Linked DNA regions of Homo sapiens: region 1 is linked to region 2. A link is a contact called in ENCODE Hi-C or POLR2A ChIA-PET data. All regions are on one chromosome and are shown on one strand. Each heading gives the region's core, a stretch centred on a gene start or an enhancer-like site at or near the end of the contact. The rest is flanking DNA. Distances are from core to core; before and after follow the strand shown. Region 1 overlaps SLC12A1 (solute carrier family 12 member 1). Region 2 holds the start of MYEF2 (myelin expression factor 2).

The links. A loop is a pair of places that touch in the nucleus more often than their neighbours do. ChIA-PET counts read pairs that join two places held with the same protein, here RNA polymerase II (POLR2A). Pooled maps may share reads with other maps.
Region 1: a map of ascending aorta shows a loop between it and region 2 (2.5-fold over the local background). The contact joins the enhancer-like site here to the promoter of MYEF2 in region 2. A Hi-C loop is called at or near these places in 2 of 168 maps with a recorded cell type or tissue (ascending aorta and cardiac septum) and 7 of 50 pooled maps. POLR2A ChIA-PET finds 5 or more read pairs at or near these places in 1 of 52 experiments (GM12878).

What each region holds. Positions count from the first base shown.
Region 1 is chr15:48,283,592-48,288,140 of GRCh38, reverse strand. SLC12A1 (solute carrier family 12 member 1) reads right to left here. Exons shown (of 27, transcript NM_000338.3): 21 at 2,892-3,035; 22 at 1-98. Among named protein-coding and RNA genes, the nearest start is that of DUT, 46 kb to the left of the region's middle. Within about 2 kb of position 2,185, at least 2 of the 41 ENCODE cell types and tissues checked have a DNase peak (open chromatin) inside an H3K27ac peak, as active enhancers do; they include ascending aorta, where a contact is called at or near this core.
Region 2 is chr15:48,176,258-48,180,731 of GRCh38, reverse strand. MYEF2 (myelin expression factor 2) reads left to right here and starts at 2,437. Exons shown (of 17, transcript NM_016132.5): 1 at 2,437-2,655. The coding sequence starts at 2,495. It also overlaps a transcript of CTXN2 not described here. RefSeq lists silencers at 2,196-2,295, 2,466-2,895, 2,926-3,095 and an enhancer at 1,842-2,493.

The DNA.
Region 1 (4,549 bases), core at 936-3,435, 110 kb before region 2:
GCCTTTTTCTTGTTTCTTTTTAAATTGAGTGCTGGCTTCCACCAGTTTCTGGTTGAACTCTCCCACATGCATCGACTGGCTTGTGTTAATGCTGCCATCTGAAACGAAAGAGGAATTGATGCATCTGTTTGCTTTTGAGGGCAGAAACAAAATAACTTTCCAATCAATCTAGTGATGAAAATAGAGAAAAGGTCACAGATTCATGTTTATTATACCTAAAATAAATAGCGGTATTCTTCAAAAGGCAGAGATAAAAGTCCAATCCCAGAATAATTGAGAACACCTTCAATAGTTAAATAAAATATTGACAGTCAATAAGTAAAACAGCTTTATAATAATAGTTTTTATTAAAAGACAATGGATTTTTTCAGACCTTTAGTAATCTGTCTCAGAGTGGAGTTATTATTTAGGCATGCAACAATGCTACTAGCCAGAATATCCACATTTCCCAAAATCTCAGATATAAATCACCTTAATGATATTAATATTTTTGTATTTACTTAACATGTGGTAAGTGGTTTTCTAGAAATAAGCTATAGAATCAGAAATATCCGTTCATTAGGGAATTGATTCATGAAGCACTATTTTGGTTTAAGTTCCATTCAGGTCTGGTTTATAAAATTTGCCAGGGACTGTGTGCATCTTGAACTCTATGACTATTTAGTCTCTTAGTTGGCCTGGCTTACTCTTCTGCTTTCTTTTCAAGGAATCTTGCGAAGCTAAAGTAAAGCCATTTGAGCTATTTGAATCTTTGTGAATTAGATGAAAAAAAAAAAACCTTAGAAAATATGGAAATACAAAACATCTTTACTTGAGTTATAATTAAGGGTGTATATAAAATAGTTACAATTTTTTTAAATGTGATTTCTACCCTAACATGGATACAGTGAAAGTGTACCAGGGAACTCGGCCAGTGTTGGAACTGGACCTGTTCCTGTTTGCCAAGAGGGGTTTATTTGCCACAGCGTACGTAGCATTTCTCATATCTGTGTCTTTGAAAGTCATGACTTTATTGCTGTGTTTCAAAGTGGTGGTGTCAGCCTGGTGCTTAGAGGAGGGCTGACAGCCTCTTCAGAGCTTCCTCTCTGATCTAAGAGGTTCTGAAGATGCTTTGTTTTATCTTTTGTTGTTTCCATGTTTAGAGTCTGTCAGTTCTGAAGCAATGATCTGATATTGTTTTTACATCCCTGGGACCGCTGAGGGAGAAAAATTTATTTACAAAATGGACCAAGCTCTGCCCTCACTTACAGACAAGTCAAAGCAGCCAGAGGCCTCCTGTTCACACTCAGGTACCTGGAGGCAGGATTGGTTCTCGTCTAGAACTCAAAAGAGTTGACAAGCAATGGAAGCCCAGAGTAGTGAATGGGCCCACTTTAGAGCTGTGTTTAAACTTCTAGGTATTAAAACAGTATATAACATTATTACTTTTCTTTTCTGAACAATTTGACATGTTGACTTTTGGAAGAGTATATTTTTGCCAAAACAAGTATTGTGACGCAGAAATAAGCTTCCAGAATAAATAACAAGTCCCGCTGTCATAATAAGGACATTAATGCTTCCCTCTCTCTAGTTGGAGCACATTATTGGGCTATGACTTTGGAATTTCCCATTATTTTCCAGACTGTACCACTTAATAGAGCAGATTTAATGGATTGTTAACTTTTTTCACAGTTAAACCAAATAATTAGAAAGAAAAGAAGATAATAGTTAGCATCCAGAACAGTCTTATTTAAATATTTTCACCCTAAAAGTCCTGATGTAGCTTCAAGTTGAATTCAAACACATCATTTATGTCATTTTAAGGTGGACTGTAAGGAGTAGGCCACGGCCCATGGGGTATCCCAGGAGCTCGACAGTAGCCAGAGTATTTGAAGTGGGGCAATATCTGGATTTCCCATCATTCTCTGTGGATATATAAAACTATTATATTACAGGTGAAATTTCGTCCTTGGGCTATAGTAGGAAAGCAAACAGACAAACGATTTACAGGGTAGGAGATGGCCTTGTCGAAGGGCCTCTTTAAAGGGTTGGCGCCGGTCAACCTAGACCAGAAGCTTGCTAAGTCTCCACTTGGATCCTGCTGTTTGACTTGGAGACCCTCCCAGAGAAACCATCTTTTCCTGGCCTCACACCAGTGTATGACTTCAGTAACTACAGGACATTCGTGCATAAACAAATGCCTGGTAACATTCTGATTTTTGACCAGCAGAGGTCACTGTGGACCTCATTAAACTCAAACCCATAGCGTTTCGGGAAGTAATTTTCAAAAAACCAAACGTTTGAATCATCTGTTTATAAAATGTGTAACAAGCTCTCCCAACCTCTGATCCTTTGTCCCAGGACTGCATACCATAAGTCCACATATAAGTGTAGCATTTAGATGAAATCTACAGGTAGTGAGTACCAATAAAGTTCTAAGTCGTGCATTCTGGTTTGTGATAAAGATGCTTTTGTTGAAATCAGCGTTCCAGCTGGATACCGTATTTGCATGTACTAGTCGTATTTCAGTTCCCTGAAATGTCTGAAAGGTAAGGGTGTCTGTGGATAAGACAGTTTGGGTATTGGCTCTTAAATTTCTATCCCCTTTCCATCTTAACTGAGAAACTTCTGTTTTATGGCATGCAATCTGCTTAAGCACTATTTGACTTCCAAACCAAATATTACATTTAAAAAATAATTTTTGACAGTAAGATGGTACAAAGTACTTAATGAGGTTGATAAATGACAATAGCTGCTACCGTTTATCCATACTACCTTCTGGAGAGAAACCTTTCAGTTCCTACCCACACTCAATGCTCCCAACATCTTAGATGCTGACTTCGGACTCTTCATAGATGCTCAAATAGTGACTCATCTTGTAAACTTTTTTGCAAATTTTAAAAAGTTCTTACCTTTTTTAGGCGTTGTCTTAGTAATGTTCAACTTGCCAGCTTTTTTAAACAAGCCTCGGATGCCTCCACTTTCCTCTTCACACTCATTATCTTTGATAGTCGCTTCCAATGCTAGTCTCTCCTGTTCTAATCTCTCTAATTCCTCTGATGAAAGAAGACAAAATCACCTACTTAACTCAGAACTACAAAGTTTCTAGAAACAATCTTATAAACTTTTAATATTTAAAATGGTATGTATGTGATAAAATAATTGTTTATACATAGTAATTTTTTCTAAATGATTTTTATATATTATCTTCTAATACAAGTAATATATTTTGGTTGGGTGAGGTAGCTCATGCCTGTAATCTCAGCACTTTGGGAAGCCAAGATGGGTGTATCGTTTGAGCCCAGGAGTTTGAAACCAGACTTGGCAACATGGTGAAACTCCATCTCTATGAACGATACAAAAATCAGCTGGGTGTGGTGTGTAGTGCCAGCTACTTGGGAGGCCGAGGTGAGAGGATCACCTGAGCCTGGGAGGTAGAGGCTGCAGTGAGCCATGATCATGCCACTGCACTGCAGCCTGGGCAATAGAGTGAGATCGTGTCTCCAAAAGAAAAGAGAAAAAGTAATGTATCTTAGTAAATTGTATTCAGAAAGTTGTCACAACTAGCTTAGAAAAACAGCTCTATGTGTTAAGTTATGATACATGAAGTTACAGCATTTTTATTTGTGAGGGCAAGAGAGGCTATTTAATGCCACCCTTATTCACTACCATGCAAAAACAAACAAACAGAAAATCTTTCACACTGTAAGCCACTGATTTACTGACCTAAGCTAGTGGGTCAGATGTTTTACAACTGGAAGTGACAAAATTACAGAAGTACACTGAGTATATATCAGCCACACAACAATGCTTCATGAATTGAAACATAAAACTAGACAGCAAGAATTAAGAAAAGATAACAAAATCTTACAATAAACTCTATAGGCTCTGGATACAAATTACAATGGAAAATATCCACCACCAATTCCTTTCAATAAGCAAAATAACTTTGTGGAGTGGGTGACCAAAGTCAAAGAAATAAAAGCTGAGGTTTCTGGGTGCCTGTCAGAGTTCAAATTGCTAAAAGGGGTCTTGTGACATGTTTTAGTCTGGAACAGGAGTCAAGCAGTGCAAAATTTCCTGCCCAAGGTTGAGACACACTATCCAAGCTTTGATGTTGTATCTGGCTGCCTTTTATCTTTTTTGGATTCCGATTGTGACGAAAATTTCCTAGCTGCTATGTAATGTGCTGGATCTCTCTTTGACCTCACCCTGCACTGAATCAGGGTAAATAAGACTTTCAAAGCAGTCATATGACAGTGCTACACTTAGGAGGCTTCTTGCTTCTTGCTTATACTGGGTGAGGTGGCACTCTTGTCAGATGCCCTCATCTTATTGCCTGCTGAGAACAGAGCCTTAGAAAATGAGCAATGCTCAGAGGAAGAGGATAGAAAACCTAGATTCAGTGTTACAAAACACTGGGAGAGCTTCTGTAAATGTCAACCCTTGGAGCCCATTGCGTTATCTATCTGTGAAGCGAAGCTATACAAACTCTAGATTTATCAATTATGTACTAACTAAATCTGTCAGGACAGTCACATCCCTAGACGATGCTGCTATTCAGCTACAC
Region 2 (4,474 bases), core at 1,188-3,687:
GAGACCATCCTGGCTAACACGGTGAAACCTGTTTCTACTAAAAATACAAAAAATTAGCCGGGCCTGCTGGCGGGCGCCTGTAGTCCCAGCTACTCAGGAGGCTGAGGCAGGAGAACGGTATGAACGCGGGAGGTGGAGCTTGCAGTGAGCAGAGATGGCGCCACTGCACTCCAGCCTGGGTGACAGAGCGAGACTCCATCTCAAAAAAGACAAAACAAAACAAAACAAACCAAAACAGTAGAGAGGAAGACAAGCAAATACAGAAATGGAATTCAGCAACAGAATATTAATAGTTTTTTCTTTATCTTTTGCAATTAATAGCAAGAAAGGAAGGAAAGATCAATCTATTGAGCAGTCAGATGGAATGGTAAAGATTAATCATTCTCTTCCCTTCAGAAGTTGCCTTAATTCTTTGTCTTTTAAGATCCAGCTCTTTTATAAGGCCCTCACCAATCTCTCAGTAGGAATTAACCTCTGCTCTTTATCAGGACTAGAACCAAGCTACAGCGGGTGAGGCATTTGTCTTGGGTACAAAAGTTAAAACTCAGTAATCAAGATAAATATTTTAATGGAATATTTTAATTGGCAAACTAAGGCATGTGGGCCAGTCTCCTGTTTTTGTAAATAATTTTTTAATTATACTTTGCTTTTATTTGTATTATAGCACTTAAATAGTACTTTTTACATTAGCCCTCTCCCAACAGGGCTGTACTCATTTTTGTATTCCTCATGTACCTACTACTCTGTTTGAAGCATAAAGGCCTCTTAAAAAAATCTTGCATTGAGTTGATTAAAGGATTTTTGCAAGAATATATTGTACTGGTGATGGTGGGGTTCAATTTTCATACTGAATTCAACAATAGCAAAAGAATAACAGAATGATGACTATTTTGAAAGTACTTATAATTTAGTGCTGTGGGAAAAATCACTTGGCTTGTCTTTGACTAAAACCCTGCTGAGCTTAGGGAGATAGAGAATTGTAATATTACATTATGTTCATATAGCACTTTTTCCTACATAAAGTGCTTTCTTTTAATCCTCACCTCAATCCTGTAAGGTCGGTATTGCTATCCCTATTTATTGTAGAGAGATTGAGAAATGAGGTGACTTGCCCAGGGAGTTATGGGCAAAAAGAGGCAGAGCTGGGGTTCTAACCCAGATTTTGTCTGTCACAATTGAATGCCCTTTCTGCGATTATAAATCTTATGTCTCAGAGTTGAATGAGAAACAATTTATACAGCAACTACAATAGCATTCTTATCATTAAAATGTTCTGATTATGTGTGTGTGTGTTTGTGTATGTGTGTGTGTGTATGTGTGTGTGTGATGAAGTAGCTGAACTTGGTATTTTTCGGTAGAGGGTAGGAAACTACACATTGAAAAGCCGAAGATGAAATTATGTTATTTGAGTATTACTTTCTAACTATAACTTTACCACTGATGTGTGTATGATATTCTGCAAAGTGACTAAACTGTACGTGTTTGCTTCTTCATGGAAAAAAAATTTGGGAAGGCATTTAAACTTTTCAGCTGAAAAAGGTTATGTCAATGTGAAAGATTATAGTACTCGAGAATTAGGAGTTGATTAAATTTAACGGTTTCCTTTTCATACTTAGGGGGAAAAATCTACGACTGTATTTTAAAACTCCATATGGCAATTAAATTTGAGAGCGTATAACTAACTACTTCACTAGAATTTCCATCAGTATACAATAAACACACAGTCAAAACCTCAAATGTCCATTATTAGCCCATCTAGTAGACGATATTTTATAATTATGGATTCCCCATATTGATTGATGTCCAGAGAAAAACTGCAGTCTTCTCTTACTAAGCTGATAGTTGAGTTCCTGGGAAATCCTCACCCCCTAAGAACAAATAATTCTCAAAGAAATTCAAAGTCATTCCTTTTGGTGAATTGCAATCAGTCATCAATAACTATTTATGGAATGTCCGAAGGGTGCCTAGGCATTGAAATGGCAAGAGACTTATATTTGCTTAATTCAAAGGATTTCTAAAGGCAGTCTGAGGACTTGCAAGAAGTCTTTAAAGATGCAAAGTGGTGTGTTCTTTAACTGCCCCTACCTGGAATGAATTGAACAGTCTGGGTGTTAGGGCTTTGATGTCTAATCCCGCTTTGCAAGCGAAGACTCCACTGGTGCCAAGCGACAGGCGGGCTGGTGGGCAGACATGGCACCACCACCGGGGGCTTTCAGGACTGGTCCAGCCCTCCCAGGCAGGTGTAGGGCCGACTGCAGCAACAGCGGCCCTGACCCCAGCTCCCATGGCTCCCCTCCCCCCGCACTCCCACCCCCCGCACCCGGCACACACCATCTCCCAGTCACCCAGTCTCGACCGGTTCTCGCGAGATCCGGGTTACTGAGCGCTCGGGGCCTTTTCAAATCGGGATCCGTTACCGCTTCCCCGGCAGCCGCCATTGTCGCGCTCGGAGCCCCTCAGCTCAGGCGGCCGAGGCGGAGGCAGCGGCGGCGGGATGGCGGACGCCAACAAGGCCGAGGTGCCCGGGGCCACTGGTGGCGACAGCCCGCACCTGCAGCCCGCAGAGCCGCCGGGCGAGCCGCGGCGAGAGCCGCACCCCGCGGAGGCGGAGAAGCAGCAGCCGCAGCACAGCAGCAGCTCCAATGGCGTTAAAATGTATTGTCTTTTCCTCCGGGAACCGGGGCGAGGTGGGGGGCGGGGAGTCTACCGGGCGGCTAGAGGCCGGGCTGTGCCCCGATGGGGGACAACCACCCCCAGACCCCGGCCCGCCCCCGGGCCATCGGCTTCCTGAGGAGCAGGTGCAGCTGGGCCGCTCCCAGGCCCTTCCCCGCCCGCCCCAGGCCTGGCCGCCTGTGGTCTGGGAGCCGGGGCTGGGGGCCCGGGGACCAGCGCTCTTCCCTGATTTCTAGCCCGAGACAGCGAACACCCCTCTTCCCTGACTTTGGTTAAAGAATCTTTGAGCAAAGCTCAGCGACCGCCACGGTTTGCAGGAAAATGGTCCCCCTTTAAGGACCAGTAGTTAGTGTTCATCACTAGGGAGTATCTAGGGATGACATCATCGGACATTTCCTCTTAACCACCGAGAACATATTTAAAAGGAATATTCCTGGCTTCTTTCTGAGCTTCACAAGTTTAGTGTTTTGTTGTTTTCTAAAGTGTATGTTCATTTTTAAACTGATTTATACCGAGAGGAAGTTTAATAATGTGCTGTTAGACTCTATGTTTTGTGTTACTCTTGAATTGGCTAGACGTACTTTAAAAAGGGAAATGTGCGATGTGCGTGGCTTCCCTTCCCACTGGGTAATGTGCGTCAGCTGTGGAGAGTATTTTTTTTTTTAACTCAGTGTATGATTATCTTAAGTTTGGTATAATAGATGGTTAAGATTTTTTTTTTCCCAAATGAAGGAAGACTTTTAAGGTCGCAGCTGTCACCAGTGCCTATAAAGAATTTAGTTGACCCCAATCCATAATAATTTCTGGTTCTAGGGAAATGTTATGCTCTCCTTTGTTCCTGTCCTGTGGGAGGATATGAAGTTAAGCGCTTACTTTCATATGCCTACCTCCTTAAACCTGAAGTTGAAAGTATGTTAATAATTAAGTGAAAACATCCTTTTCCTTCTCTGTTATGCCTCAGAGCAGAAAGCAATAGATATATGCTCACAGTAAAATAGACAAGGGAAAGGTCTTTCTGACCTTTGTATAAGCATGTTTGAAATTGTATGGTAAGAACTGGACCAGTCTGTGTAAAAGTTGGTGGCAAAAAAGATGGGGTAGCTCTCCCCAGCTCTTTGACACTCTTGCTCTCAAATGAGTTTGAACAGGATCGGCAGCATCTTCTAGGAGAATAGAGGTGCAGGTATAAGAGATTGGAACTTAGTGGAGTTTATTCCTGGATGAAGAGTGGTGCACCTCAGTAATTGAGGAACCAGAAAGGGAATGAAGTGCTTTCTACCATGCTTGCCAAAATGTGGGCTTTCTGGAATTTGGCATTAAAAATAGAAATGAAAACCGGTGGAATGATAAACTTAAAAATATGTGCTATTCATATCTAAACACGAGTATACATGCCACCTTTTCTCCTGAACAAAAAGTGCAGCCTTGAATTACAGAGAGAAGCCCTCCTATACTTGGGTATGATTAGTTTTGATATAGGGGAAGTTTGGTATCTAAACCTCCATCAGATTTTCTATTCCCTTCTAAAGTCTCTTCATGATTTAGCAAGACAGGAAAAGAGAAAGGAGAAAGGTGGAGAAAGAATCCTTTTCTAATTTAGGAAGAGAAAAATATAAGGTGAAGAAATGAAGAAATATTACTAGTAAATACAGATTATTTCCATATTGCTTATAATTCGCCTCTCCCTTTCTCTTTTTCCCAGAAGTTGAATCGAGTCCAATTTACTCTCAGGGATTTCTCTTACTGTCTATTCCATAAGAAGATTTGTGATGGTCCAGCATGAGTCATTCAAACTGAATAA